3 separate regions of the Homo sapiens genome follow, and regions 2 and 3 are each linked to region 1. The links are chromatin contacts, found by Hi-C or POLR2A ChIA-PET in ENCODE. All regions are on one chromosome and are shown on one strand. Each heading gives the region's core, a stretch centred on a gene start or an enhancer-like site at or near the end of the contact. The rest is flanking DNA. Distances are from core to core; before and after follow the strand shown.

The links. A loop is a pair of places that touch in the nucleus more often than their neighbours do. ChIA-PET counts read pairs that join two places held with the same protein, here RNA polymerase II (POLR2A). Pooled maps may share reads with other maps.
Region 2: a map of PC-9 shows a loop between it and region 1 (4-fold over the local background). The contact joins the enhancer-like site here to the promoter of LINC01003 in region 1. A Hi-C loop is called at or near these places in 2 of 168 maps with a recorded cell type or tissue (Caco-2 and PC-9) and 1 of 50 pooled maps. POLR2A ChIA-PET finds 5 or more read pairs at or near these places in 5 of 52 experiments (B cell, HEK293, HEK293T and 1 more).
Region 3: a map of heart left ventricle shows a loop between it and region 1 (2.0-fold over the local background). The contact joins the enhancer-like site here to the promoter of LINC01003 in region 1. A Hi-C loop is called at or near these places in 3 of 168 maps with a recorded cell type or tissue (colonic mucosa, heart left ventricle and heart right ventricle) and 3 of 50 pooled maps. POLR2A ChIA-PET finds 5 or more read pairs at or near these places in 6 of 52 experiments (AG04449, Caco-2, H1 and 3 more).

The regions. Positions count from the first base shown.
Region 1 is chr7:152,462,417-152,465,373 of GRCh38, reverse strand. It overlaps LINC01003 (long intergenic non-protein coding RNA 1003), which reads right to left and starts at 1,250. Exons shown (of 1, transcript NR_027387.1): 1 at 1-1,250. RefSeq lists enhancers at 325-824, 825-1,326 and a silencer at 599-1,618.
Region 2 is chr7:152,539,228-152,542,176 of GRCh38, reverse strand. No RefSeq gene overlaps it. Among named protein-coding and RNA genes, the nearest start is that of LINC01003, 77 kb to the right of the region's middle. Within about 2 kb of position 1,541, at least 2 of the 41 ENCODE cell types and tissues checked have a DNase peak (open chromatin) inside an H3K27ac peak, as active enhancers do; they include PC-9, where a contact is called at or near this core.
Region 3 is chr7:152,365,393-152,368,605 of GRCh38, reverse strand. The region is part of intron 1 of KMT2C (lysine methyltransferase 2C); the gene reads left to right. It also overlaps the pseudogene SEPTIN7P6. Among named protein-coding and RNA genes, the nearest start is that of KMT2C, 69 kb to the left of the region's middle. Within about 2 kb of position 1,770, at least 2 of the 41 ENCODE cell types and tissues checked have a DNase peak (open chromatin) inside an H3K27ac peak, as active enhancers do.

The DNA.
Region 1 (2,957 bases), core at 1-2,500:
ATGTCTGAAAATGAAGTATTTTTATCTGTTCCGAAACGCCATAATATTGCAAAGAAGCATTTCAAATTATTGTTGTGTGAAATGTTCAAATTTAGCATTCAAATTTAGCGTTTTCCCACATTTTACCCTTCAATTTACACAATTTGGAAGAAGAGTAGATGAGTTGGTCATTGTTACTTAAAACAATGCGTCACCTTGTTAGGGAAAGAAATTAACATAATGGTCAAGGAGTGATAATTAAACAGAACATGACATTTGCTGTCCATTCAATGTTAAAGTTCTAAGCAAATTAGCATGGAGAAAAGGGATGGGTAGAAATAATAACAGAGCACTAGTTGATTAGTCCGCCTCCACATCCACGCTGCAGGCGTTGGACAGATCCGGCTTTACTGAGTCCACCATGCAGGGAAATGGACGCGCGGGCTAAGCGGAATCCCAGGGGCGCGATCGCACCGGCTGGCGTTCCAGCAAACCCTGCATCCCAGGCCCTGGATTCAGGCTGCCTTCTGAGTCTTTGACTTATTTTCCTTTGCCTGGAAACAGAACGCCGCGGTCCGTACCGGAGAGGGAGAAAGTGCAGGACGACCCGCCGGGAAGACCCGAGCGCGTGCGCCTTCCCCGCGGCTCCACGGGCACAAAACGGTGGCTCCGGAGCTCCTAGACCCAGGCAGCCCCAGCTGCGCGCGCGCCTCCCCCCGAGCGCGGCCGGGCTCCCGCGGGAAACAAGCGACCGCGGCACGCGTGGGCGCGGCGGGTGGGTGCCGGCGCCAGGTTCCTCCCGGCTCCCCACTGCGGATCCTCGCGGCTCCTCCCGGCTCCGCCCAGCGGCTCACCCCGCGGACGGGGATCCCTCCGCCCACCGCCGGCCCTTCCGCGCCAAGTAGTGCGACCCCGGCCCCCGCAGCTTCCGCCAACCCAGGCTCGCGAGGACGAGTCCACGGTCGCGGGCGAGAAGGAGCGACGCAGAGACGGCCGGGGGCGCGGGGCAGTCCCGAGGTTTTCCCCGCGAGGCCGCGGGGGGTCTCCCAGTGGCCAGGGAGAGAGCGCGCCCAGGTCCGCGGAACCACGGCTCCTGCCGCGGCGAGCGGGCCGGGAGTCTACGGTCGGGGCAGAGCCGCCCGGGAAGCCGCGCGAGGACGGCGGCCGGCGGCCGGCGGCGGAGGCAGGTGTCCCGAGGCCTGCCCCACCCCCACTACCGCGGGCAGGAAGAGGAAGGAGCCGCGGCCGTGCCTGGCGGGCGGGGGTGCCCGACCCGCGGAGCGCGTGACCTAGTTCGTCCCAAAGTGGATTTGACAGGTTGTCAGCTCCACTCCCCGCCCCCACCGCCTTCCGGGTCTCCCTCCTCTCGGGGGGAGGCCCACCGCCCGCGGTCCTCGGCTCGGCCTCCCATTGGCTCTCTCGCCGCCTGGCGCCCCGCCCTCTCGGTATCACCCTTCCATTGGCTTGGGACCCCGCCCCTGCCCCTAACTCACCCTCCCACTGGCTTCGTGCCGCCTGGCACCCCGCCTCAGCCCAGAGGACCCGGCCCGCCCTCCCATTGGCCTCGCACCGCCTAATTCCCCGCCCTCGCCCCGGCCCGCCCTCCCATTGGCGTCGTTTCGCCTAGTGCCCCGCCCTCGCCCCGGCCCGCCCTCCCATTGGCCTCGAGCCGCCTGGCGCCCCGCCCCTTCCGCGGGCCCCGCTCCCAGCGCAGCCCGGCTCTCTGCTTGTCTGCGGGTTCCTGCGGGCGTTCCTCAGTGTCTGCCTTCTTCCTTCCCTCTTGAGTGTTGCTCCTCTTCCTCTCCTTTTTTCCATGTCTCTCCTTTTTCTGATCTCCTCCCGTTTCGGCAGCCCGAGCGCTCTTGCCCGGTTGCACCCCGCAGCCTGAGCTGGGCTCCCGGTGCCGGCTGCCTGAGCTCCAGGACCTGCCCTGGGGCCCCCTACAACCTTCCCGCCGCTCCCGGAACCTGACCCCTCTGTGCTTCACTTCTCGGTTTTCTTCCCTGAAATAAGCAGCAGCGAATCCCTTCTCCAGGTTTTCTCATGTGTTCAGTCTGCAAGGCTTCTCCCTTTCTCCACCCTGCGCCTCGGTTTCTCCCCCGCTTCCCCGCCCTCCCTAAACTCAGCCAAGTGGAACAGATCTCCCAGCAAAACAAGGCAGAGGGCGAGGATAAAAATGATAAATGTCAATATCAACATTTTTATTGCTTTAGGTTTTTAAAACAGAAAATTAGCAGGAACGCCCAGATCGACCCAGACCTAGGATCAAGATGGAGTTTCTTAAAGTACCAAGTGAGACTGCAGTGACAAAGTCGATTATCCCAGCAATATAATCAGCTTTGCCTGGGGAATTTACTTTTACTTTGTTTTTATTTGTTTGTTTGCTTTGAGATGGAGTCTCGCTCTGTCGCCCAGGCTAGAGTGCAGTGGCGCGATCTCAGCTCACTGCAACCTCCGTCTCCTGGGTTCAAGCAATTCTCCTGCCTCAGCCTCCCAAATAGCTGGGAGTACAGGCGCCCACCACCATGCCCAGCTAATTTTTGCATTTTTAGTAGAGACGGGGTTTCTCCATGTTGGTCAGGCTGGTCTCGAATTCCTGACCTCAGGTGATCCGCCCGCTTCGACCTCCCAAAGTGCTGGGATTACAGGCGTGAGCCACTGCGCCCGGCCTACTTTTAGTTTATGCAGTATTCTGGCGATTTAAAGTTTGTATTTTTTTTTTAATTTTCTGAGCTCGTTTTGTAAATGGCTGCTCTTGAACGTAAGGATAAATTGACTGATGAGGCTGAGGTTTGGAGCCAATCCCCGCACAAGGCATTTGGCATCAAACACGAGAAACCCTTGGCTATTCAAATGAGGAAACTCAAGTAACTTTCCCAGGGTCACTAAAGTCGGAGACCTCAAACGTGGACCCAGGTCAGGCTCCAGAGGTCCACCAGGACGACCCATCATGGCTCATGAATGTATCCGTAAAAATG
Region 2 (2,949 bases), core at 292-2,791, 77 kb before region 1:
GGTACCTGGCTGTGGCCTTCACAGAAACCTCCATGGTCAAGTGAGTGTCAGAAATATTGGCATAAACAAGCTGAGGCTTGTCACGCTCATTATGCAATATGACTTGTGCCCTTCCGAAGTTCTTGCCATAGAGGCGAAGGTTGCAGTGAGTGGAGATTGCACCACTGCACTCCAGCCTGAGCAACAGGCAATTATTTTTAATTTTATTTATTTAAAAAATTACATCTTTCATGCTTTTTTTAAAATTTTGTTTTGTTTTGTTTTGTTTTTGAGATGGAGTTTCGCTCTTGTTGCCCAGCCTCCCGAGGAGCTGGGACTACAGGCATGCACCTCCACACCCGGCTAATTTTCGTATTTTTAGTGGAGACGGGGTTTCACCATGTTGACCAGGTGGTCTCGAACTCCTGACCTCAGGTGATCTGTCCGCCTCGGCCTCCCAAAGTTCTGGGATGACAGGCGTGAGCCACCGCACCCAGCCAGTTGTTTCAAATTATATGCTAATACTATATTAATTATAAAGCAACTTCTTCAAGCAAGCAAACACCGTATGAACGCACCATTGTTAACCTATAATTAAAATATGAACAATCATGTTACAAATATATATTTAATATTATTAGTTCCAAGAGTAGGAATGATCAAATGTTTGAGGGATTTTTTGCTGTTGTTCGAGACGGAGTCTCGCTCTGTCGCCCAGGCTGGAGTGCAGTGGCACGATCTCAGTTCACTGCAAGCTCCGTCTCCCGGGTTCACGCCATTCTTCTGTCTCAGCCTCACGAGTAGCTGGGACTACAACGGACTACAGGCGCCCACCAACACGCCCGGGTAATTTTTTGTATTTTTAATGGAGACGGGGTTTCACCGTATTAGCCAGGATGGTCTCGATCTCCTGACCTCGTGATCCACCCGCCTCGGCCTCCCAAGGTGCTGGGATTACAGGCGTGAGCCACCGTGCCCGGCCTGTTTGAGAGATTTTTTATTTCGGTACAATCACTTTAACAATCAGATTAGCCAGAGATTTTTTTCCTTCACTTTATGAAAGCATTGTTTTTCTGTTTGTTTGTTTTCTTTTTTGCCTCCCTATTAAGTTCTTTGAAAGCTCAGAAGAACTCTTATCTTTTCCCTTCTGAAACTGTCTTGTTCTCCAGGGAGCAGTGGGAGGTTTGTTTTGCTGCAGAAGAATGAATGATTCTTGATACATTTCTGGCCTTGTCCTGTTAAAAACTGAGGAGGGGCCTCACATCCCAGCCCTGGGTAAGAGCACAAACACAAATGGGATTCTTCTCTGCAGCAGTTTCCACTCCCACCTTGATGAGTGTTCTGCGGTTGGCAGGACTATCCAAACCTGCCCCAGAGTCCCAGGAAGCTGAGAGGCCAAAGAAAGAGGCTGACAAATCCTGTTTCTTAGCCGGAATCACCTAATGGAGACTTATAAACAAAAGCTAATGGAGGTGGTGGATCCGCAGGCTGCCACTCCCCTACTCCGGGCTTATGTAGCATAGGGGAGGGGTGGTTCAGAAGGGCTATGCAGGAACTGAAGTATGATGACCTCAAGGTCGTTTGCCCTAAGGGCAGGATTTATGATAGTACCTACTCTTACACAAGGAACAAGAGACAAACAGGAAATCTTAGAAACCAACATGGTGAGCCGGGCGCGGTGGCTCATGCCTGTAATCCCAGCACTTTGGGAGGCCGAGGCGGGCAGATTGTCTGAGCTCAGGAGTTCGAGAACAGCCTGGCCAGCATGGTGAAACCCCATCTCTACTAAAAACACAAAAATTAGCTGGGCGTGGTGGCGGGCACCTGTAATCCCAGCTACTTGGGAAGCTGAGGCAGGAGAATCACTTGAACCCGGGAGGCAGAGGTTGCAGTGAGCTGAGATCATGCCACTGCATTCCAGCCTAGGCAACAGAGTGAGACTCCATCTCAAAAAAAAAAAAAAAAAAAAACTGAGGAGGGCTACTTCGTCTGATCACTGGAGTACTGACTTGGTCTACAGCTCCCCTAACTTAACCATTTCCATTTTCTTTGTTTGTTTGTTTGTTTTTTGAGACAGAGTCTCACTCTGTTGCCCAGGCTGGAGTGCCGTGGCATGATCTCAGCTCACTACAACTTCTGCCTCCCGGGTTCAAGCGATTGTCCTGCTTCTGCCTCCTGAGTAGCTGGTACTACAAGTGCACGCCACCATGCTCGGGTAATTTTTGCATTTTTAGTAGAGACGGGGTTTCACTATGTTGGCCAGGCTGGTCTCGAACTCCTGAACTTGTGGTCTGCTCACCTCTGCCTCCCAAAGTGCTGGGATTACAGGCATGAGCCACAGCTCCCAGCCCCATTTCCATTTTCTTAGCCTCACAATTGCCAAATTCAAATATTAGTAAACAAAATATCATGCGATATAATTTTAGAAGCAACAAATTGGTCCCTTTGTCCAGAAATATTTTCTCTGCTTATTTTCCTCAGTTATTAAATTCTTCAATAAGATTTTAATAATTCAGACTAAAGTTTTGACCATGCCTTCCAGTTCAGACAATGCCGTGGTCTGTACATTTGGGAATTTGGAATAGTGGTTAAAAGCACCTGCTTTAGTGGGGTGCGGTGGCTCACGCCTGTAATCCCAGCACTTTGGGAGGCCAAGGCAGGCGGATCACCTGAGGTCGGGAGTTCAAGACCAGCCAGGCCAACATAGTGAAACCTTGTCTCTACTAAGAATACAAAAATTAGCGGGGCGTGGTGGCGTGCGCCTGTAGTCTCAGTGAGAGGTGACAGCGTGCTGGCAGTCCTCACAGCCCTCGCTCGCTCTCGGCGCCTCCTCTGTCTGGGCTCCCACTTTGGTGGAACTTGAGGAGCCCTTCAGCCCACCGCTGCACTGTGGGAGCCCCTTTCTGGGCTGGCCAAGGCCGGAGCCGGTTCCCTCAGCTTGCAGGAAGGTGTGGAGGGAGAGGCGCAAGT
Region 3 (3,213 bases), core at 521-3,020, 97 kb after region 1:
CTAAAATATGTTGTTGAGCTTCCCAGTTTGCCTTCTCATCCTCAAACTGACGACGTTTTTCCTCTAATTCTTTGTGCTGTGCTTCCAAATTCTTTTTCATTAGCTCACGGCGCCACTGGAGCTCAGCTTCAGAGTCCTTTAGTTTTTGAACTTTTTATTTGACCTTCATCTCTAACACCTGCTCCATCTCCATCTCTATCTTCTTCATTTTAGCTGCATACTCCCTTCTTTCTTCTTCCATTTGTGCCAGAGGGCTCTTAGTCAGCTGCCCTTTATTCTTGTTGTTATCAACTCCATTATAAGTCACAGCTGCCAGTTTTCTGCTTCTGTAGTTCTCATAGTGGACATTATTAGTAACATCTTTCAAGTCCTGAGTGTGTGTTTTTATCAGCATATTTCTTAGAATTGTAAAATCACAATGTTCACCATTTTCAACTTCAGCAGCACCCCAAGGATACTGCCTTCCTTTGACCCTTTTGCCATTAACTTCAATGATAGTATTACTAGCTTACCACAGCAAGAGGTAAACAGTCCTTTACCTTTTTAGCAAGTTTATTTTCTTCTTCATCATCTATTTCTGGAAAATCATATATCTTAATTTTATGTTCTTGGATTTCTTTCATTATCTGTTTTTTAAACTGTTGGCATTCCTCTGGTATAAGTGTGTCTGCTTTGGCAATAAGTTGGATGATAATCACTTTTTCATGCGAACGCTTCATAAACTCAATATCCAATGGTTTAAGTTCATGTCCTGAAGGAGCAATGAAGTATAAACAACACTGCACCCTGCTATTAGGCATCTGACGTCTGTTCACTCGTGATTCTGCATTTAGGTAGTCCTCAGATTTACTATCAATGTAATCGATAAGAGGCTGCCAGCAATTACTATTATCCACTACATCTCCAAATCCTGGGGTGTCAGCTATTGTGAGCAGCAACTGAACACCACCTTCTTTGATTAAAACTTTGGATTGTCCACCTGTATAGTCTTTTTAATTCTATGAGAAGGACCTGGATACTCTGGAGCATACAAATCTGTAAGGAATAATGAGTTGATTAATGTCGACTTTCCCAATCCAGGTTCGCCTCTCTGGGTAAGGTGGCTCACACCTGTAATCCCAGAACTTTGGGAGGCCGAGGTGGGTAGATTGTTTGAGCTCAGGAGTTCCAGACCAGCCTGCGAAATAAGGCGAGACCCTGTCTCACTTTGTATGCTGGTGCCAGCCGGGGGTGCCCCTGGTAGGTGCTCCCTGGGGTGTCTGCTTCAGGGCTTCTGCGAAGGTGCAGGTCAGGGCTCCTCCAGCTGGGAAACTTGGAATAGTTGGCAGCTGCTTTGAATGTTGGTTCCTTCTTCTCTGATGACCGTGCTGTCAACATCAAAACACACTGCATCTGCTGAGTAGAAAAGCTTCCTCAGCTCTGAGTGGGAGACCATCCTTGGAAGAATTTTCCTCGTTTCTCCAGTGCTAGATTTCTAGGAGACCACACTCTTCTCTTCCTGTTCCTTCTCTGGATAAAAATGCAGCACAGAGTTCTGACTACAGATTTCTTCAAGAAAGACCTGTGGATTCCGCAAGAGCAAGAGCCCAGGCTCAGGTGAGGCAAGGGTGCGGCCGGGGCTGCAACTGGCGCTGGCCATTGAGGAGCTTCTGCGCGACCTTGCGATCGTGCCCGCCAGGCGCCGGCCCGTTGGCTCGCAGCGCCAGCTCGCGCCGCGTCTGGCCCTTGCTGCGCCCGGCTCTGCAGGCCGGGAAGTTGTAAAGCTCCTCCATAGCTGATGGGCGGCGGCGGCCGGGCCGAAGCCTGCGGACACGGAAGGGCTGCAGCTCAGCGGCTGGTTACATCCCGCCCGGCCGTCTGTGGCCACCCAACCCCTTAACTATTTTTAAGTGTACATTTTAGTGATGTGAGATACATTCATAATGTAGACACTATCCATTTTCATAGCTTTTTAAAAAATCTTGTTAAACTCATACTTTATAGCCATTAAACAATAACTCCCAGTTTCTCCCTTCTCTCAGCCTCTGGCAACCACCGTTCCACTTTCCGTCTCTGATTTTAGCTACTCTTAGTACCTTATATAAGTGGAATCATCCACTATTTTTTTTTCTTTGTGACTGGTTTAATTCACTTAGGAGATTGTTGTCAAGGTTCATTTATGTTGTAGTATCGCATATGTCAGAAATTCCTTCCTTTTTAAGGCTGCATAGTATTCCACCATAGACATACTGCCAATGTGGTATGTCTGTACCACATTTTACTTAACTGTTAATTATGTTTTATTTATTGTGAATAATGCTGCTGTGAACATGGGTGTATAAATATCTCTTTGGAGACTCTGCTTCTGATTCTTTTTGGTGTATACCCAGAGGTGGAATTTGTGGATCATATGGCAATTCTATTTTTAACTGCTTGAGAAACTGCCGTACTGTTTTCCAGGGCCCATATCATTTTATGTTCCCTACACCTGTGCACTAGTGTTTCAGTTTCTCCACGTCCTTGCCAACATTTGTTATTCTTTTTTTTATTTTTCACAGTAGCCATCCTAATGGGTGTGAGGTGGTATATCTTAGTTTTGATTTTTCATTTTTCTAATAGTCATCGTGAGCATCTTTTCATGTTTTTTTGGTCATTTGTATAACTTCTTTGGAAAATGTCTGTGGAAGTTCTTTGCTCATTTTTGAGTTGGGTTGTTTTTGTCAGGTGTTCGTCCCACCTCATCCTCCTGAGTACCCAGGACTACAGGCACATGCCACTATGCCCCACTAATAGAATCTATTTTAGACCTAATTATATTCTGTCTACCTGAAAGACAATTGAAATAAAATGACATAAAGAGAAAGATAAAACATGCCAACACTAATCAAATTAAGCTGGAGTGGCTATGTTAATATCAGACAAAGCACACTTCAAAACAAAACACTGGGCCGGGAGGCTAATGCCTGTAATCCCAGCCCTATGGGAAGCCAAGGTGGGAGGATCGCTTGAGACCAGGAATTCAAGACCTGCCTGAGCAATATAGCGAGACTCCATCTCAAAAGAAGAAAAGAAAAAAGGAGGAAGTTTTTAGTTAACTGTTTGTTTGTTTGTTTGTTTGTTTGAGACAGGGTCTCACTCTGCCGCCCAGGCTGGAGTGCAGCGGTGCGATTTCTGCTCACTGCAACCTCCACCTCCCTAGTTGGAGCAATTCTGCCTCAGCCTCCAGAGTAGCTG